3 separate regions of the Mus musculus genome follow, and all the other regions are linked to region 1. Evidence: chromatin loops called from intact Hi-C (ENCODE). Cell type or tissue: left cerebral cortex. All regions are shown on one strand. Links, peaks and the distances in the headings refer to the core of each region. The heading gives the core; the rest is flanking DNA. Region 1 overlaps H2-Eb1 (histocompatibility 2, class II antigen E beta). Region 2 holds the start of H2-Ab1 (histocompatibility 2, class II antigen A, beta 1). Region 3 holds the start of Gm20506 (a long non-coding RNA gene).

Region 1 (5,000 bases), core at 1-5,000:
AATGTCGCTATCTGTTTTATGATTAGCATTCCTTGGAGCATTAAGTCACAGAGGTCACATTCTCAAGCCTGGGCCTAAAGGCCCAGAATTTTGTTTTTGCGTTTTACTTTTTCATTCCCCACTTCTACTTGTTAGTAGTTCTAATCTTAGAACTAGACACTATCTTTTTCCTGACATACTTGATCCTTTAGGGCATGGTACTGTTGTCTTAAAGCTAAAAGCCGCACTGCACTAATTTTTGTTTTAATAAAGGTGAGTTGTCTATTTAATATACATGGACCTATAATTAAAAGCAGAAGTAAAATCAAAAGGGGTCTTATAAAGGTAGAAAGTAGGGTGGTCAAGAGTACAAGATAAGGGTCTTTCTACCCAAGTCTCAAGGTTTTCTGCGTGGAGACGTCTAATGTAGAACGAATCTCTAACTTGGAAGAGATGTGGTGCTTCTAGGTCTTCTGGAGCAGGCCTTCTGGAGCTGCTTCTTTGCTTGCTGTCTCACCCACTCAAGCGCCTTGAGCCTAGAGAACAAAGGCTGGGAAAGCAGCATGTCAGCACTATGTGCAGAGGCTATTTTTAACCAGTGGAGGGGGCCCCCTGTAGAGTAATTTATAGGGGGGTTAGTCTAAACTGTCCAGGGGTGTTTCTAACCCTGAAGAGCACAAAGGGTAGGTGAGCTATCTAATTATTAGCGCCAGTCTCCACTGTCAATTTGGTAAGGGTCTCTTAATGGTTCTATTCATTTTCTCTACCTGTCCTGAGCTTTGGGGCCTGCATGCACAATGTAACTTCTAATCAATCCCCAATATCTTGGCCAGTCCCTGATTTACCTGGGCAACAAAGACAGGTCCGTTATTGGACCCAATTACCTTGGGAAGATTTCTTTTAGAAATTTTACCTCGTCATAGCACAGGCCTTGCAGCTTTTGACTATTTTTTCTGCCAAGTCAGAGAGTCCTATAACATAGTAGTAGGAGGACCTAACCACACCTTTTAATTTCTTGGCCCCCAGGTGGGTCAAATAATGTCCATAACTTGATAGTGCTCAGGGGTGTATCTAAAGCTGGTCTCCCTGATGTCATAATAATCTTTAGGCTTCTTGACTGCCAGGATCATTGCTCCTTGGGCTGACTGTTTGGCGGTTAGATCTGCCATCTGATTTTCTTTAGCCACAGCATCTTAGGTCTTTCTCTGCAGATGGCAATGAAGCCATGACTTTCCCTTAACACAGATGACACAGTCAGTCATGTGACTGCCCTTTACCAAGATGGCTACAAAGCCTTGATTTTTCCCCCACAACAATGATGGCGAGCACTCTTGTCTTTGTGCTTTCCTTGTGTTTTTTTTACTGTCCTCCTAGGACATAAAAGGCTTGGTAGCAGGTGGCATAGTCATGTTTGGCTTGCACCTCAAGGTCACATCCTGTCTCTACTGTGTCTAGGTTTGCTCCGGTATATGGTGCTGTTGTTGGCAGATAGCTATGGGCAGGGGAAGTGGATATGCCCAGCAATTTATTCTTTTACACTGTAGTGCTCTGCAGCTGTCCTCCCGGGATGTAGACATGCTGCCACACAGGGGCTAGGACAGGCACACTGAAGCCAATGGCAGTTTCCACACTGTGCCTGCCACTCAGTGCTGCCAACACTGCATAAGGACAGGGAGGTCTCATGAGGGTGTCAGGGGCTGGGTGGTGCCTAGATCCACATGTGTGCAGTCACTGAAGCTGGGACAGAGGTGTTGCTGTAGATGAAGCCAGAGCTCAGTTCCCCAAAACCTGGATTTAGGGAAGTTCAGACTGAAGCCTGTATGTCTGCAGTTTTTAAAAAATCTGGCATTTTGAATGGAGGCAATGTCCAAGACCAACCTAATTTAGATAAATGTTGCTGCCACATCCTTTGGGTGTCTGGCTATTGAGGATTTAGACATTGTATGTATTATTTGAGCCTTTCTGGGACCCGGGGGTGGGCTGCCTTCTGCCTGCTAGCCTGGGTAGTACTGTGGTTCATGGTGGGGTAGGCTCAAGTCAACGGTGTTTGAACTCTTTCCTGATGAGAAGAAAAGACCAGGCCTTTGTTTGGGTCCTTGAGTGGCCAAGGCTCTTGGCAGAGTGCCTGAGAAGTGTGTCGGGCCCTGGAGGAGGTAGAGGCTGGGACCGAAGTGGATTTCCTAAGTCTGAAAGTCAGGGTTGAGATGTTGTAGGTCCACAGCCGAATTGCAGTTAATCTTGGGCTTGCTTAGCTTACACTTCTTTATGCTTCTCATAAGTAAAGGAAGTCAGGACAGAAACTCCAGCAGGGCAGGAACTTGGAAACAGGAGCTGATGCAGAGGCCATGGAGAGTGGGTTGCTCCTCAGAGCCTGCTCAGCCTGCTCTCTTATAGAGCCCAGGACAACCATCAAGGGACAGCACCTCCCACAGTGGGTGAGTCCCTCCCCCCCCCATCAATCACTAATTAAGAATATGCCCTAAAGGCTTACCTACAGCCCAATCTTGTGGGGCATTTTCTAAATTGAGGTTCCCTCCTCTCAAGTGACTTTAGCTGTGTCAGATCAACATAAAACTACCCAGGACAGTTTGTGATGTTGAAACCCCCAACCCTGATTGCATGACTCAAGGTGTGGGACCACAACCCCATCTGCACAGCTCAAGATGGTACGACAGCTTCTTCACTCAGCTTCAGAAGATTGTAAAGAGATCAACCGGAAATAACCAAAGAAAATGAAGGCTTCTATAAACTAATTTTAATGGGATTCCCCATCCCTTATTTACAATAATGGGTCATGTGAATGGCTGTTATGACTTGTTGCCTAGAAAAAAAGCACACACAAAATGAAAATGGCCTGGCTTCTTCAGCTGGGAGAGGATCCTCGCTCAGCACTGCCATCTGCTGTTTGTCCACTGCTCTGCATGGTCAGGGTGCAGACTGCAGCTCAGCCCACAATCCCTGCAGCTCACAGTCTGGCCCCTGCTGATGTGACTGTGAATCCCTGTTTAGCCGACATGAAGAAGTAATGATGTCAGATATGGCAAAGTTGATTTAGAGTTTTGCCAAAACAGATGAGAAAGGAGTAACACTCAGTAAGTCTTCCTGCCTCACCCAAAGAACTTTCACCATCTACAGACAAGAAGAAACAGAACCCATGTGCTATACACACAGGGTATGTGGGTGTCGCTTAGCTGTTGGTTAAAGTATCACAGCTGAGAGGAGAGCCTGTTTCTCTCCGCCTGGAGCTTCACCTCCAGCTGGTGATTCCTCCTGAGAGTGGAGCTGACAGTAAATTGTGAAAACAGAACCTGAGTCCTGGGCGACTGTAGAACCTTAGCCTGCCTGGATCCAGTCTGGATGGATAGATGGAGGTAGGCAGGCAGGCAGGCAGGCAGGCATGCAGGCAGCCTACAAGGAGGACAGCTCCACCCTCATGGCTCCTTCTCACCTATCTTTCTCTAGTTGAGCCTACGGTGACTGTGTACCCCACAAAGACACAGCCCCTGGAACACCACAACCTCCTGGTCTGCTCTGTGAGTGACTTCTACCCTGGCAACATTGAAGTCAGATGGTTCCGGAATGGCAAGGAGGAGAAAACAGGAATTGTGTCCACGGGCCTGGTCCGAAATGGAGACTGGACCTTCCAGACACTGGTGATGCTGGAGACGGTTCCTCAGAGTGGAGAGGTTTACACCTGCCAGGTGGAGCATCCCAGCCTGACCGACCCTGTCACGGTCGAGTGGAGTGAGTGGTAACTTCCAGACTCTGTGAATGCCCGCCCGGGTGGGTGTGGTTTATCCCTGCCTGTCAGCTTTCTCCACCCACACACTCTTTCCACTGGCTTTGTGCTGTCCTGCCTTTCACCATGGCTTACAGGGTAGGTGCGTGAAGCTTCTACAAGCACAGTTGCCCCCTGGGAAGCAGTTATGCCCCCATAGACTCATCTGAGCCTGCCAGTGACATAACAGGTCCTGGAATCTTCTTGCAGCCTCTGCCGCTAGCTGGGTTGTGTTCCTCCTGCTGCTGCTGCTGATGGACAAGGAGCAGTGCAGGGTCATGGCTGACCTCAGGGACATATAGTCATAGCTCTGCCTTTGCTACCCCTCAGAGCTCAGCAGCTTCCTGTCAGCTCGGCTCAGGGTGGTCATGTTTAAGGCTCTTCATGGTGTGAGCCTTTTCCTGTTTTGTTGGTTTCTCAACATGACCAGGAATGTTGACTGCCAGATCTTCTAGAACACGCTTCTTCCTTGGGCTCAAAGCTCCAAGTCTCAGGGGGTCCGGAGTGGAAATGGGATTTGGGCTAAAACCCTCCAAACCTTTGGCTTCCTTTCTCAGAAGCACAATCCACATCTGCACAGAACAAGATGTTGAGTGGAGTTGGGGGCTTCGTGCTGGGCCTGCTCTTCCTGGGAGCGGGGCTGTTCATCTACTTCAGGAACCAGAAAGGTAAGGAGCCTGGTGGGAGCCCCAACTCCATAGCATTTCAGGGAAAAGCCATGGCTTTGTTCTCAGGATGCCATTGGCCCTGTGACCTCAGGTTTCATTGGATTCTGAATGCAATAGTCTGTGTTTACTTGATTTGACCCTGAGAAGGGATAACACATGGGAGAGTTAAGTTGATTCTGGCTTGAGACCTGAGGACAGAGGAAGACTGGGGGGAGCCATGGTCACTGCCGGTGACTGAAGCTCCCTAAGCCCCTCCCTCTGTCCATGCTCCTCTTGGTTCTGTGTGCTCTGGGCAGTATTACCAGAGGAATCTCAGGTGGCAGCTCAGAGTCTGGGGACATGTGTCTGGGGACAGATCTGCCTTCATGCATGTAAGCATCTATTTTATTCTCTCTTTTCTAGGACAGTCTGGACTTCAGCCAACAGGTAACACCCATTGTCTTCTCTCAGAGACAGATCTGCTTTCCCTACAGTATGGGGGCTGGGGTGATGGACTCAGGGCACAAAATGGGGAAGACTGAGATCCCAGGGTTGGCCAGGCAGTTAGCACTGAGCCTTGCTCCCTGCACTTACTG
Region 2 (7,074 bases), core at 1,171-6,170, 49 kb before region 1:
ATTTAACTTGTGCTATCTTTCCAGTTAGCATACACGGTGCCATATTGGACAGTTAGTATTTTTTCCTCATTTTTAAAATTTACACCGTGTTTTTCTATGTAGTTGTTCATGGCCTGACATGTGCTGTTAAATCAGGATAACTTCAAACTCATGTTAATCCTTCTGTTTCAACTTTCTAAGTTCTAGATCACAGGGGCAATCCACCACACCTGGAAATTATTATTATTTTTGTAAGTTGCAACCTGGTCATTTACCTACCCTTCTGTGAGAGTCCAGGTCTGTTTACATCTTCAGCGTGATGAAGCCCCTTCCAGGAGCACTGTGGGGTTATCAGAACCAGTCTATACGGTGCGAAGTTTGCTTTGACTCCCAGTTCTGTCCATAGTCCCTTGGCTCCATTTCCTTTGGGTTGCAGTGAGACAGATCATCACTGTGGGACTCAGAGGGAAAAACTGTTGATCTTATAGCAGCCTGGAAGCCAGGAAGGGACCAGAGCCTCTACACCCCCAACACACCCAACGGCTGATTTCCTTCTAGGCTCTACCCACTAAAGCTTCTGCCTTCTCTCCGTAATGGCCTGGACAGCAGCCAAGCCTTTAGTATGTGGATTCAGTAGCCATTCCAGATAGAGGCTGTAATGCAAAAGTGATGTATGTTCAGGTTACCACAGATCGCAGAGATGTTTACAAATTACATCTGCTTCAAGCCACTGCCTGTGGTGTGTGCGCATTTCTTTTGTAAGTGAAGTTGAATCTTCTGAGGTGCAGAGGGCTTGTCTGTGCTCGCTCACTGCCTGTGTGACTCTTTGACTTTTCTAAGATGTTACTTAAAGAGAAAAACTTGCAGAATAAAAACACACATTTTATATTTACAATGAAAGTTAATATAACTCATCACTCAGGAGTTGAATAGTGGAAGTGTATAAATAACTTCAAACCGACTAAGGAAAACTTGGGGATAGTTGCTTGATATATTTTTTTTAATTAAAGGAAAACTCAACATCATTCTTAGCGTTATATTAATAGTGTTGGGAGGAGCTGTGGGGCCTTGATACCTCGAGTGGACACAATAGTGTCCTGGGTGACCTTTGTCGTGGCAATTTGATTATTAGTTTCACAGTTGGCCCCACTGAAGCACTGATTTCAAGGGATGCTGGCTGAGGAGAGAGTTTCTTCTTGAGTTCCCTGGAAGGGGTCCACAGTTCTTTTCTCCTACACTTACGAACTGAAGATGTCCCCTGTAAACTTTGGCCAGTATGAGTAGTAGTTTGTATTCTGCAGCCAGACGGGTCTACACTGCCCACAGTCTAAGTGTCCTGTCTCCACACAGGACCACCGTGAGTCATGGAAGGCACCAGCGACTGAGGTTTTGGGGTTCCCTTTCTTTCAAGCCAGGGAAGAAGTGGGTGACTGTCTCGTGTGATACAGTATGGACATGAACCCTGCTGAGGATTCAGTGAAGGCTGGGCTGGGCAGAAGGAGCTGGCAGAAGCCCAAGGCACTGGTTTTCTAATGTGATATCAGCCAATCAGAAAAAGGATTCCTGATGATGCTTCTGTTGCTAGGTGAAAAGCCTGTGTGAAGAGGCCTAGGAGAGCTGGAAATCCCCTGTGTTGCACAGGCTTCTTCTCTTCCCAGCCGAGGACACAGCCTATTAGGTTTCATCTTAGGGAAGGTGTAGAAGAGGCAGAGGCTGCAGATTATTGTGTGGAGGTCTGACGTGGGGGCTGAGGACCCTGAGAGCATCCACTGCCATGGTCCCTGAATGGCCATGTTTGTCTGCTAACCCTTTCCACATCTGAGTTGATGTTTCTCCTGCATGCTCCCTGCCTAGGCTTAGGAGATCTGTGTCTGTCCTGAGCAGAGCTGATGGTGAGAGCCCAGTGCGGTCCCTCTCTGGTTCTCTACATCAGGGTGCCAGTGTGGACCCTGGAATGCTGCAGTTCACCTGCGCTGCTGGAGCCCCCACGGGATGGTCTTGTTACCCAACTCTACGTCTTTCCCTTTTCCTTCATCAACTCTGTTTTCAGGTCCTGACCCCTGTTTAACTAGGATCTAAAATAATAGAGATAGTGTTGTAGTTTCAGGGAAAGAGACTTATTGTTTAGTCATTTGGTATTTGTCAGGTACCATTCCAGCTGATGGACAATTAGACTTAGTAGTGTATACCTGAGGAGAGATGTATTTGAAGCACAAGTTGATGACTCTGTTATTCAGCCTGGCACAGTGTGACAAACCTATGGCTGTCCCTTCCTGAAACTGCTATTTTACACCATTAGCCTTTTGTCCTTGAAATTCCAGGCAGCTGGATCTGGAAGCCCTAAAAGGTTGTGGAGTTTTCCTTAGCTGACATCATGGTTATGGAGGATTTAAACAGCAGAAGAATCCACAAGAGCAACGTTGGGCTGATCAACTTCTGTATTTTCATTGGAATATCGTGAATGTAGAAGACTCCTGCATGGGGAAGGTGCATGAGCCAGCAGGGCTGAGACACACATTAACCTGACATTTCCAACATGTACACAGGACAGCTCAATGCTTTCCATTATTAACCACATCACACTGCTCTTCCATGTGAGCTTATCAAAACCTAGAATACAGTTCAGGGAACATGGCTTGCATTTTACAAAGAGAATTCCAGGATTGGAAAGAGGCTCAGCGACTCCCCAAGAACTCTGCTTTCTCACCTGAGGCACCCCAGAGGGTCAGATGTAACAAAACATGATTTCTCTGTCTCTTAATACATGTCACACTCATTTCTCCCACTACAACCTCAAGTGTAAGAACAGTAGATTTGAAATAATTATCCCAAAGTTGTCTATACTTCACGCACTTTTCTCTTTAAACCCCCAAACACAGGCAGTCTGCAGTTTAGAAAAGTTTACTCTGTAACTGAGAGGAGCAGTCACCTCAAACGTTCATCCAGTGGGGCTCATGAAGAAACAGACCATGCCGCGCATAGAGAGCCTTTGTAAACAAAGTCTACCCAGAGACAGATGACAGACTTCAGCTCCAATGCTGATTGGTTCCTCACTTGGGACCAACCCTGACACTCTGGGATTTCAGATCACTCCAGGCTACAGAACTTTGCTTTCTGAAGGGGGCACAGCAGGTGTGAGTCCTGGTGACTGCCATTACCTGTGCCTTAGAGATGGCTCTGCAGATCCCCAGCCTCCTCCTCTCGGCTGCTGTGGTGGTGCTGATGGTGCTGAGCAGCCCAGGGACTGAGGGCGGAGACTCCGAAAGTAAGTGCCGGGGGCAGGGCTCTCCAGAGCCAGCACTCTGGGGGTCGTGTTCTGAGGGACCCTGGGGACTCTGGGATGTGGGAGGGGGTGGCAAAATCCTGATTTTACTATAGATTTCCTTTCTCTGAAGAGAGAGTGAGACTCCATTCTCACTTCTGTGTTCTAATATTGAGTTAGGATGGTGCCGCCGCCGGTGCGAGCCTGACATATAAACGGAGGAGGAGGAGGAGGCGGCAGAATTTAAATCGACCACCAAAGATAAGGGTTGTGCATGGGGAGACAGCAGGGCTTACAATACCAGTGCCCCCACCCACTCCCCCGTACAGGGCTTACAATACCAGTGCCCCCCACCCCCACCCCGTACATTGTCTGGAGGAAATGCCAGATTCTGAAGTGGGGAAACAGATCAGCGATGGTCTGTGGTCCCGATGTTTGCGGACAACTCCTCATGTGGAGTGGAGGTTTAAGAGAGCGAACTCTAGGCGTCTAACTCAGAGAGAAGCCAGTGACCAAGAAACCTAATTTTTTTGGTCAAATGGAATCCAGAACTCAAACACTGAGTTAGTAAATTGAATTTCCAAGAAAACACTAGGCCCAGAAGGGACATATGTGATACATACCCTGGGGTGAGCGGAGGTGTCCTAGTTCGTTCGGAGACCAGAGAGTAAATAAAGCCCCAGTCCCCTAAGCCATAGAGGTGTCTTCAGTCTCGCAGTTACCCTTAAGATGCCTGGAGTGACCGTGCAAGCAGGCAGTTCTCAGAGGTTGCCTGGATTCCCATTTGTTGGTTTTGTAGTCGGGGCTCTCCTGAGAACGAGTGCCCCCTAGGGGGTCAGGGCCTTTTGCACACAGGAGAGAGTCCCACAGGGTGGGGGTGGGGTAGCAGAAACTGGCAAATATTTTATTTATTTTTTGTATCCTAGTTTTATTAGTTCGCTGAGAATTTCGTACAGTTTTGGTCATATTTACTCCCTCTTCCAACTCTACCCAGGCCCATCCCCCCCCCTCTACCACCCAACTTTTGGTGTCCCTTAGTTTTATTATTATTTTTTTTTTCAAATGTACCAAGTACCGTTTGCGTTTCCTGAGGCGTATTCTTGTGAGGACGAGCCCGGTCGCCCCATCCCTCCCTTCCTCTTCCTTACCCCGGGTCGAACCGTCGCCCGGTGCTCCGCCGAAGCGGGGTCCTCACGGGCGGGGGCGGCGAAGAGACTGCCCGGCCCGAGGCCCCGAGGCCCGACGGTCCCCAGAGAGCGGTCGCCCCACGCGGGAAGCGCCGGCGCGGGGTGGGGCCGCGGGGAGCCGTGGTCTGCGTGGTCCCCGCTGTCCCCCGGGCTGACCGCGTCCGTCCGCAGGGCATTTCGTGTACCAGTTCATGGGCGAGTGCTACTTCACCAACGGGACGCAGCGCATACGATATGTGACCAGATACATCTACAACCGGGAGGAGTACGTGCGCTACGACAGCGACGTGGGCGAGCACCGCGCGGTGACCGAGCTGGGGCGGCCAGACGCCGAGTACTGGAACAGCCAGCCGGAGATCCTGGAGCGAACGCGGGCCGAGCTGGACACGGTGTGCAGACACAACTACGAGGGGCCGGAGACCCACACCTCCCTGCGGCGGCTTGGTGAGCGCGGCGGGTCCCGCGGGAGCGCGGCGGGCCGTGAGGGGACGCGGAGCAGAGTTCCCGCCTGAGGAGCTGCATGGCCTCCTTCCTCCCGTCTGCCCTGCACCACCTAGCGCCTCCTTGGAGTCTCCCTCCTGTCTCACCTCTGCCCTCTGCCCTTTGCCTCATGAGGCCCAGCTGCCCTCTGACCCCTGGCTCTGCTGTGACCTCAGGCCCCTGTCAGCGCCAGCTCAGGGAGGCTAAGCAGGGGAGAGGGCGCCCGGGTGAGCGGCCAGGGTCCTGTCAGAAGCGGTTTAGCGCGGTAGCTCTGGCGTCCTGTGGTTTCTCCCCGCCATTCTGTTTTCCTGATTTCCGTGTGTTCCTTGAGGGCCACGGTTGTCTTGTGAGGGCTGTTTGCTGCCTGGCGCTGACCCGAAGGCATCACTGTCATTTCCCTCGTTCTCTGAGGGAGACTGTGTTGACTTGGGGCCACACTAAAAGATTCTGATACAAAATCTGAGGAACTCATTTCCGTTTCCAGCACACTCCCTGATACCCCCAGAGCCTCTCACCCGTGATGCCAATTAAAGTGGTCGGTTAGGCATCATATTCAGATCTAATCTCCTACATTAGGACTAATGCTTAACTCCAAAGGTTGCTTAAGTTTTCCCTTTTTACTTTCTGGGTGGCCTTGTTATTCAACGGTCGCAACTGATTCCTCACAGCAAGGGAACAGTGACCGGCCACCAGGAATTAATGATCTTGACTGTGGAGGAAAAAACCCCCCAAACCAAAAAACCAACCAAAACAGTTGTAGAGAGTAGAAAACGAACATTAAACAAGTTAAGTATGTATGCTGTTTCCTTCCTTCCTTCCTTCCTTCCTTCCTTCCTTCCTTCCTTCCTTCCTTCCTTCCTTCCTCCCTCCCTCCCTCCCTCCCTCCCTCCCTCTCTCTTTCTCTCTCTCTCTCTTTCTTTCTTTCTTTCCTTCTTTCTTTCTTTCTTTCTTTCTTTCTTTCTTTCTTTCTTTCTTTCTTTTCTTTGTTTTTTGTTTGTTTTTTTTTTGTTTGTTTTGTTTTTTGTTTTTTGGAGTCAGGGTTTCTCTATATAGCCCTGGCTGTCCTGGAACTCACTCGGTAGACCAGGCTGGCCTCGAACTCAGAAATCCACCTACCTCTGCCTCCCGAGTGCTGGGATTAAAGGTGTGCACCACCACTGCCCGGCGAAACATTTTATTAGATATTTTCTTCATTTACATTTCAAATGCTATCCCAAAAGTCCCCTATACCCTCCTCCCCCGCACCGCCCTGCTCCCCTACCCACCCACTCCCACTTTTTGGCCCTAGCGTTCCCCTGTACTGGGGCATATAAAGTTTACAAGACCAAGGGGCCTCTCTCCCCAATGATGGCTGACTAGGCCATCTTCTGCTACATATGCAGCTAGAGACACGAGCTCTGGGGGTACTCGTTAGTTCATATTGTTGTTCCACCTATATGGTTGTAGACCCCTTCAGCTCCTTGGGTACTTTCTCTAACTCCTCCATTGGGGGCCCTGTGTTCTATCCTATAGATGACTGTGAGCATCCATTTCTGTATTTGCCAGGCACTGGCATAGCCTCACAGGGTCCTTTCAGCATAATTTTGCTGGCATATGCAATAGTGTCTGCGTTTGGTGGCTGATTATGGGATGGATCCCCGGGTGGGGCATGTATGCTGTTTTCAATTTGAAGGGATAACAGCACTTGGCAAGAAGGCTTCTGAGGTAGTGGGCACAATATATCAAAGTCAGTCGAGAAACACTTGTGTCTGTGCACAACAGTCTGAGGGATGAAGGAAGAATGTCGCATTGCAGTCATTTTTGCAATTCCCCCCCCCCAAATTATTAACTTGAAATCGGAATCAATTTTTCTTTTGTCTTGTTTGTTTGCTTTATAAAGACAATTTATTTTTGTATTTAGTTTAAATAAAAATATTTTATTTACACATAAATTAAATACACAGTGGGTTTACAAAGAAGGTTTGTGTCAAGTCCTGGCTGTCCTAGACCTTGCTCTATAGGCCAGGCTGGCCTTGAACTCATAAGAGATCCTCCTGGCTCTAATTCCTGAGTGTACCACCACCTCCCGGCTTCTTTTGTCTTACTACATTTCACATTGTATGGGAACAGGGCCACAATGTTATTTTCCCAGTGAGTTAAGTTTGTATTTGTGGAGTTATTCTTCAT
Region 3 (7,074 bases), core at 876-5,875, 66 kb before region 1:
GGAGGGTGTGAGGCCTCCTGACACCCTCCCACTCTTCTTGCAGGCCTCAAGAGAGAGTCTCCATTCTCAACCCTAGTAAGATCCTAATGGAAGCCTCTCCCCCAGAGCCTGAAGAAGTGTGACAGGGCTGAGGATTCGGGTTGGCAAAGGATGCTGGCTCTTCAGTCTGTGAGATGTGGTCATGGACCTTCCCTTTGTCCTGTACCTCAGTAGTCCCTCGTTTCCAGGACATGGTCCAGAAACTTCCTTAGGACCTAACTCATTCCACACCCAAGTTGCTTTGGCCCAATCCTAACCCTGTGACTGTGGAGCCCCAAGATTTCTATCTTCCAACCACAGCTTCTAGTCTTCCATACAGTCACCTTAAAAATCCTTATTGTAAAAATAAAGCAGTCACAGGCAACCGCAGTGAAGTATAAATCAATGACTTGTTCAAGGCAAAACCCGTGTCATCACTTGCTCAGGTCAAAACACAAACAGTGGTGGTCTCTGTGGAATTCCTTATGTGCCTCAGCCAATAAACACCCACAGCACACACTATCCACGTGGGGTGATTAGATACAGCCAAGCATACACTTATGTATACAAGAATCCATGGTCTTTCTTGTCTCCCAGACTTTCAGATGTTTTACGTCATCTTTTCTTTCTGATAGGATTAAAGCTGTTGAGAAGGCTCAGCCTCCAAGGTGAAGGGTTCCCACGCTGAGATGTTGTTGCCTACATACATGGTGCCATCTGATACACGTGGTGCCATCTGACACACTGGCTGCCATCTGACACACTCTTTTACCCTTTGTGTTTTCTATGAGTTAGCATCTGATGCAGACTTGGGGTGAGACTCTAGTCTGATTGTTTTGGAGTCTGGAGGAGGCCATGACCTTTTCTGGAGTTACAGTGTATCTCCTTGTTTTTCCTTTCATGATGTTACAACAAGCATCGATGCTAATTGGCCCATCTGCTAATTTACTGGGGATGGCTACATTGTGACAGTCTATTTCTAGGATTCTTTATTTATAGCATATTGTTGGCTCTGCTCAATGTTAGCTGCAGTAGAAGTTCAAAGCTAATGGTGGTAAAACTGTTGGCATCTTAAAGTGAGTCTAGCCTGCAGGGTGCTACCGTTGTGTCCAGTGCTGCAGGATTCTGAAACAAAGCACTAATTTCACTTAATAGTGACCTTAGTGGAGCAATGCATTCACTGGTTTACAAAGTCTTGACACCTGAGTAACATCTTTTTAATAAGTTGACAGTTGGGAGTGTTTCTGCTGTATGTAGATGGGAAGGCTGTTGTAAAAATTGCTTGAGTTGTGAGTAAAACTGAGCATGCTTCATTCAATACAGCATCATTTTGTCTTTGTAGAAGATATTTCTTATTAACCTTTTATTGTTTGAGAATTTTATACATGAGTATTATGTGTTTTGATCAAATCCACCCCCATTCACTCCCTTCTAATTTTTCCTTTCTCCTGATCACATTTACCTCCCAACTTCATATGCGTTTTTGCTTTAATTCACTAAGTCAATGTAGTTCTGCTAGGATTACATGGGGGCAGGTCCATCTGCCCTTAGGAGCACATTCTTGAAGAACATGGAGTTTCCCTCTGCCTCAGCCGTCAACTCCTCCTCAGCTAAGGTTGACACTTCACAAATCCCACCTACCCATGCTGGGAGTGTGGAATGCTTGATCTTGGACATTTAGAAGCGTTCTAACTGACTTTTAGCTTGTTTTGCAATAAATTACAGTTTAGTTGGTAGTGGATTTTCTGGTGTATTTTCATTGTCTGAAGGGATACTATTTTGTCTTGAATGGTCTCAACATTTGTTCTACAATGTCAATAAAGAACATCCACTGTTTGAAGTAGATAAAGCCTGATCCACTCTCCGTTGCTTATTTTTAATGTGCAATTGTTTTTATTGCCTTTTCTGAGGATAGTGTGCTTATGCACCTCCCGGGTGCTGGCAGGAAGCCCACCAGAGAAACCCGGCTGCTCCCCACCCTCACTTTGACGTTTCCTGTCTACTCTTTCCTGCTTCAGTTTTGATTTTGTTCCCTACAGGTTTTCCTATTTAGATATTTCTGCAGATTTTTCTTCTGAAAGTCTTATGACTTTTATGTTTTCTGATTTAGTCTATAACCTCTACGTTAGTTTTTAAATATATAATGGTATGCTGTTTGCATATAGATTTGTGTGTGTGTGTGTGTATGAGAGAGAGAGAGAGAGAGAGAGAGAGAGAGAGAGAGAGAGAGAGAGAGAGAGAGAGAGAGAGAGAGAGAATATATCTCATATAGCCCAAGCTGGTCTCAGTAGCACCGTGTAGCTGAATCTGGCCTTGAACTCCTGATTCTCCCATTTCTGACTCTCACGTGCTAGGTTTACCAGCATATGTCACCGGGTCTGATCCTTTTCTCTACAGACGGTTAGTTCCTTCAGTGTCTTTTGTTGAAAACTCTACACTCTCTATAACGCATTGCTTTTACTTTTTTTTTTTTTTTTTTTTTTGAGACAGGGTTTCTTTGTGTAGCCCTGGCTGTCCTGGAACTCACTCTGTAGGCCAGGCTGGCCTCGAACTCAGAAATCTGCCTGCCTCTGCCTCCCAAGTGCTGGGATTAAAGGTGTGTACCACCACTGCCTGGCTACTTTTACATTTTTTATCAAAATGAATTTAGGGGCTGCAGGATGGCTTAGTAGGTAAAGCCTGGACACTTGAATTTGATCCCAGGGACCCAAAGAGTGGAAGGAGAGACCTGTCTCCCACAAGTATTCTGGCCTCCGACACAGCATACATATGCCCCTACAGGTGTTCATGTGTAAACATGCACAATAAACACGATAAAAACCAAAATATTAAACATTACTCATTGGCCTGCTTCTGAACTTTTTGTTTTGGCCTTATTACTTGGCCAGTGTCGCTCATCTTCATTTTGACATGTCTTAAAATTGGCAGATTGATTCCGGTCTCTTCATTCTTTTTCAAGAGAGTGTTAGCCATTCCATGTTCCTGCCCTGTTAGTGGCAATGGTGATGTTTGCTGAGTGCCTTTCTTTACTGTCCTAACGGGCCTCGCTTACAAGCAACATGTATCTGCATTCATTTGTGGTTTTGTTTAACGGTTAGATTTACTCATTTTATTTTGTTTGTGAGGGTTTTGCCTGCATGAATGTCTGTGTACTGTGTCTGTGTAATGCCTGTAGTGGTCAGAAGAGGGTGACAGGGACCTGGAACTAGAGTTATAGCTCATTGGGAGCCACCATATGGGTTCTGGAATTGAACCTGAGTTCTGTGGAAGAGCAGAGAGGGCTCTTAACCACTGATCCATCTCTCCAGTCCCTTTGACTTATTTACTGTGCTCTCATAGACCCATGCCCAAATATTTCATTTCTGGAACTGATTGACAAAAGTATCTAAAAGACATCAGTATGATTTCCTGCATTTTTTCTTTTTCTTCCCTGCTCCTGGTTTGGGTTTCTCTAGCCAGGATTTCTCTTTAGAGCCTTGGCTGTCATTCAGCCTGCTTGAACTGCTTTCTAGACCAGGATGGCTTCAAATGCAGAGATCCACCGGCCTCTGCCTCCTGAATGTGGGGATTGAAGGTGTGTGTCACCATGGCCTAGCAGTTTCCTAAACTTTTCCTCTCAGTGCCGAATGGAATCAAAGGACCTTATGAATGCCCATGTTCCAACCCTGAGCTACATCCCAAGCCCTCCTGGCCATTTTATTTGGTTTAAAATTTGAAGTAGGGTCTCACTAAGTTGACTACCGAGGCCTCAGTGTCTTTTTGCACCTCAGTTGGCCTTGAACTTGGGATCTTCCTTCCCCAGTCTCCCAAGTAGCTGGACTCACTGTCCTGTGCCATCACTCAGAGGATTACCCTCCTGTAATGTTGCCTGTGCCCTGGATAGCTCTCTGCCCGACCCTACCTTCTCTTGTGGGTCGGGGGTGAGCTGGCACAGAGTCAATGACACAGACTCTGGGAGCAGGTGAGAAATTCTGCAGCAAGCTCCTCTGAGCAATGCTGTAAGCTCTGTTAATACCCTCCACTCTCGCCCCCATTGTTTCCAGGAAAGTATCTATTCTAAACAGCAGTTCCTGATTGGCTGGCATTGTTTACACCAGCAATCCTTGCTCTCTCAGCAGTCCTCAATTAGGTCCTCCTGCAGGAGATGCTTTTGCAGTGGCACGGCCTCCAGTGTTTACATAGAGGCCACCCTGCCGTTCCTGCTACACTGTAAGCTTGCTATTGTCTGTGGGCAGACAGAGGATAGTGTCTCATCTTTCCTCCCCTCTGGAAAGCTACAAGGAGATCTGTTGCAAGGGGCATATTCTTGCAGGAAGGTCACCATAGCCAGAAAGGCACTGTGTGTTCATTGTTGGTATACAGAAATACAATTTATTTTTTATGCTTATCTTCTGTCATGTATAGGAGACTAAAGATGGTGAAGATGATCTTTGGCATAGAAATGACCACAACCATGAAGTACTCACCAGTCAGTCAATCTGCAAGATGCTTCTGGAAAGGTCAATCTACAACCACAGACAAGCAAATATGTAGCCTGGACCATCCCGTTCTTCTCTCAATTAATTTGAAAATCACAAGGAAATGATCTGAACTGAGCTACTGTAGCCATATCTCAATATTCCTGCACCTCCCTCTCTCTGTCTCCGTCTCTCTGGCTCTGTCTCTGTTTCTGTCTTTCTCTCTTTCTGAAACACGTAGCCCTGGCTGTCCTGGAACTCATAGAGATCCTGCTGTCTAAGAAGGAAATCTCCTGTGTCACAGAAGCATGCTATTTTTTGTATAGTCTCATGTGGCTTTGAGAATAGTCTATGGCCTTATTTGACCACAGCTGTCCAGGGCTTCATTTCTGTCTCCATTTCCTGTTTAGTTGTTGGCATCAAAGTGTTGTAACCCATCTTAGCCACCTGGTGTCTGAGTGACTGCGATGGCTGACCGCCTTCCTCTTTCTCACTGGTAGCATTTGCTTCCTTCTTATGTCATAGGGGTTTATAATGTTTATTATTCTCTTCAAAGAACCACCTCTAGTTTAAACTCTTATTTTTCTATTTGTCAGTTTTCCTTTAAAATGATATCTGCTCTAATTTTTAATACTTCTTTTTATCTTCTTGTGTCTTCCTTAAGTTTAATTCACTTAATTTTTTAATGATCTCATAGCAAAAGGATGCATTACTATTCTAAATACCTCTCCTGTAACAATATATACATTTATAGGAACTAATTTCTCATTAAGGACTATTTTAACCAGATTTTGATGATTTTGACTTGTTGTTCACCTAACCTTGTTATCAGTTCCTCTGCACTCTCAGGGCTTATGTTCTGAGGACAGTGGAGGTGGCAGAATATGCTGATGTTTAACAACATATCCCCAAGATGAGAGATACTCAACCCCAGCAAAGCCACACGGATCTGTGATAGAATCTGACTGGAGAAGAGACTGGGGGGTCCTGAGACCAATGGGCAAAGAAAATCACCTTTGCAAAAATAACCTTCCAGCCTGTTGTGCTCTGCACAGTTTTAATCCCAGAATCTGGGAGGCAAAGGCAGGTAAATGGATCTGTGAGTCTGAGAACAGCTTAGTCTACGTGGTGAATCCCAGGACAGCCAGAGCTGTCCTCCCCTCATATACACATACACACACACACACACACACACACACACACACACACACACATACACATATACACATACACGTACACACACACACATATATACATTCTGTTCTGAGTGAAGTCATTATGGAAGTAGTCTGTGGCCTTCCACACAGGTGCACTGTATTCCACTGTTGCTGAGGGGTCTGATGAGGGAATTGGAGGGGAAGGTCTTAGGGAAGCATTAATGTAGGGAGTGAAGCAATTGCTTCAATGGTGGAAACTCCAAATATCATGGTTTTAATGAGAAAAAGGAAGTGGGGAAAATTTATTATTTCCAGAAACAGGAGTCATAAAATCAGACATCAACTTCATAACCACATTGTTAATGAAACAGCGCTGTGCTGTGTTAACACTAGAGGGCGACTTTGAGCTTAGAAATCCAGACAGTCTTCAAGGTTCTCATCCTGATGCGCTCACCTGCCCTGGGTAGGAGCAGAAAATAGAAACAAACTAACACAAAGCTGCAGATGTGGTCCTCAAAACTGATATTAACTAGCAAATATTGTCTCCAGACTAAGGACCAGGACAAGAGCCAGGGCAACAGCTGTGAGGACCGAGTGAATCATGCATTTACCACATGAAGGAAAATCCAAATTAAGAAAGACATAGGAACCCAGCAATTAAATGGAGAGGAAACAAGAAGATGCACAATGAGGGCTAACTGAAGTCAGAGGTAAAGAAAATGACAGAATTGTAAGTGAAAACTAAGTTGCAAATGGTTGATGTAACAAAGTGTATTTCCACACTAAAGGGCATTGCAAACCGTCACCAAACAGTTAGGACAATGACTGTGGAACAAAATATCCCTCCACTGGGTTTCAAGAACCTGGGACACACCACCCTTTCAAGGTCACAAGCCTGACAGGCAGAGTCCAGCCCTCCCTCCACATGGCACAGTTCAGCCAGGTCTCCTTCTTCTACTCCTGGGTGGGCTTGGTTCTGCTCTGGGGAATCTCAGGTCTGCTTCTGAGCTGTCTTTCTTCATGTGAGGAAGCTTGCCTGTCTGCAGATGTCAGCTTCATCTGTTTTCTTCCTCTCCCTGGGAGATGACGAGTTGATAGCTCCTGTTGTTTCCTTTCCTCAGTTACAGTTAGAAAGTTTGCTTTCTTTAGAAATACTGTTTCCATACCCCCATCCCCCAGTGGTGGGCATTGTCTTAGTTAGGGTTAGTGTTGCTATAGTGAAACACCATGACCAAGCAATTTGGGGAGAAAAAGGTTTATTTAGCAGGCCCTTCTACATCACTGTTCATCAAAGGAAATCGGGACAGGAATCCAAACAGTGCAGGGACCTGGAAGAAGGAGCTGATGCAGAGGCCATGGAGGAGTGCTGCTTACTGGCTTTCTCCTTAAGGCTTGCTCAGATTGCTTTCTTATAGACCCCATGACCACCAGCCAGGGTGACC

Evidence for each region. Hi-C counts contacts between places; a loop is a spot of excess contacts. Peaks named below come from ENCODE experiments on the same cell type or tissue, not always from the same donor. Only the 100,000 strongest peaks of a DNase experiment are listed, where the experiment ranks them.
Region 2: a loop joins it to region 1, with 2.3 times the contacts of the local background. A loop is called at or near these places in 20 of 42 quality-filtered maps.
Region 3: it touches region 1 in a loop (6-fold over the local background); 21 of 42 quality-filtered maps call a loop at or near these places.

What each region holds. Positions count from the first base shown.
Region 1 is chr17:34,310,729-34,315,728 of GRCm38, forward strand. It overlaps H2-Eb1 (histocompatibility 2, class II antigen E beta), which reads left to right. Exons shown (of 6, transcript NM_010382.2): 3 at 3,442-3,723; 4 at 4,315-4,425; 5 at 4,828-4,851. Among named protein-coding and RNA genes, the nearest start is that of H2-Eb1, 7.4 kb to the left of the region's middle. In left cerebral cortex, for the core only: a CTCF peak has its summit at 2,890 (motif pointing left); DNase peaks (open chromatin) are centred at 2,907 and 3,158.
Region 2 is chr17:34,260,162-34,267,235 of GRCm38, forward strand. H2-Ab1 (histocompatibility 2, class II antigen A, beta 1) reads left to right here and starts at 3,066. Exons shown (of 6, transcript NM_207105.3): 1 at 3,066-3,244; 2 at 4,600-4,872. The coding sequence starts at 3,151. In left cerebral cortex, for the core only: a CTCF peak has its summit at 4,089; DNase peaks (open chromatin) are centred at 1,534, 3,010 and 4,732; H3K4me3 peaks cover 1,221 bases.
Region 3 is chr17:34,244,046-34,251,119 of GRCm38, forward strand. H2-Ob (histocompatibility 2, O region beta locus) reads left to right here. Exons shown (of 6, transcript NM_010389.3): 6 at 44-1,863. The coding sequence ends at 76. It overlaps Gm20506 (a long non-coding RNA gene), which reads left to right and starts at 3,290. Exons shown (of 5, transcript XR_003952412.1): 1 at 3,290-5,562; 2 at 6,182-6,342. In left cerebral cortex, for the core only: a CTCF peak has its summit at 3,201 (motif pointing right); no DNase peak of the experiment used is centred there.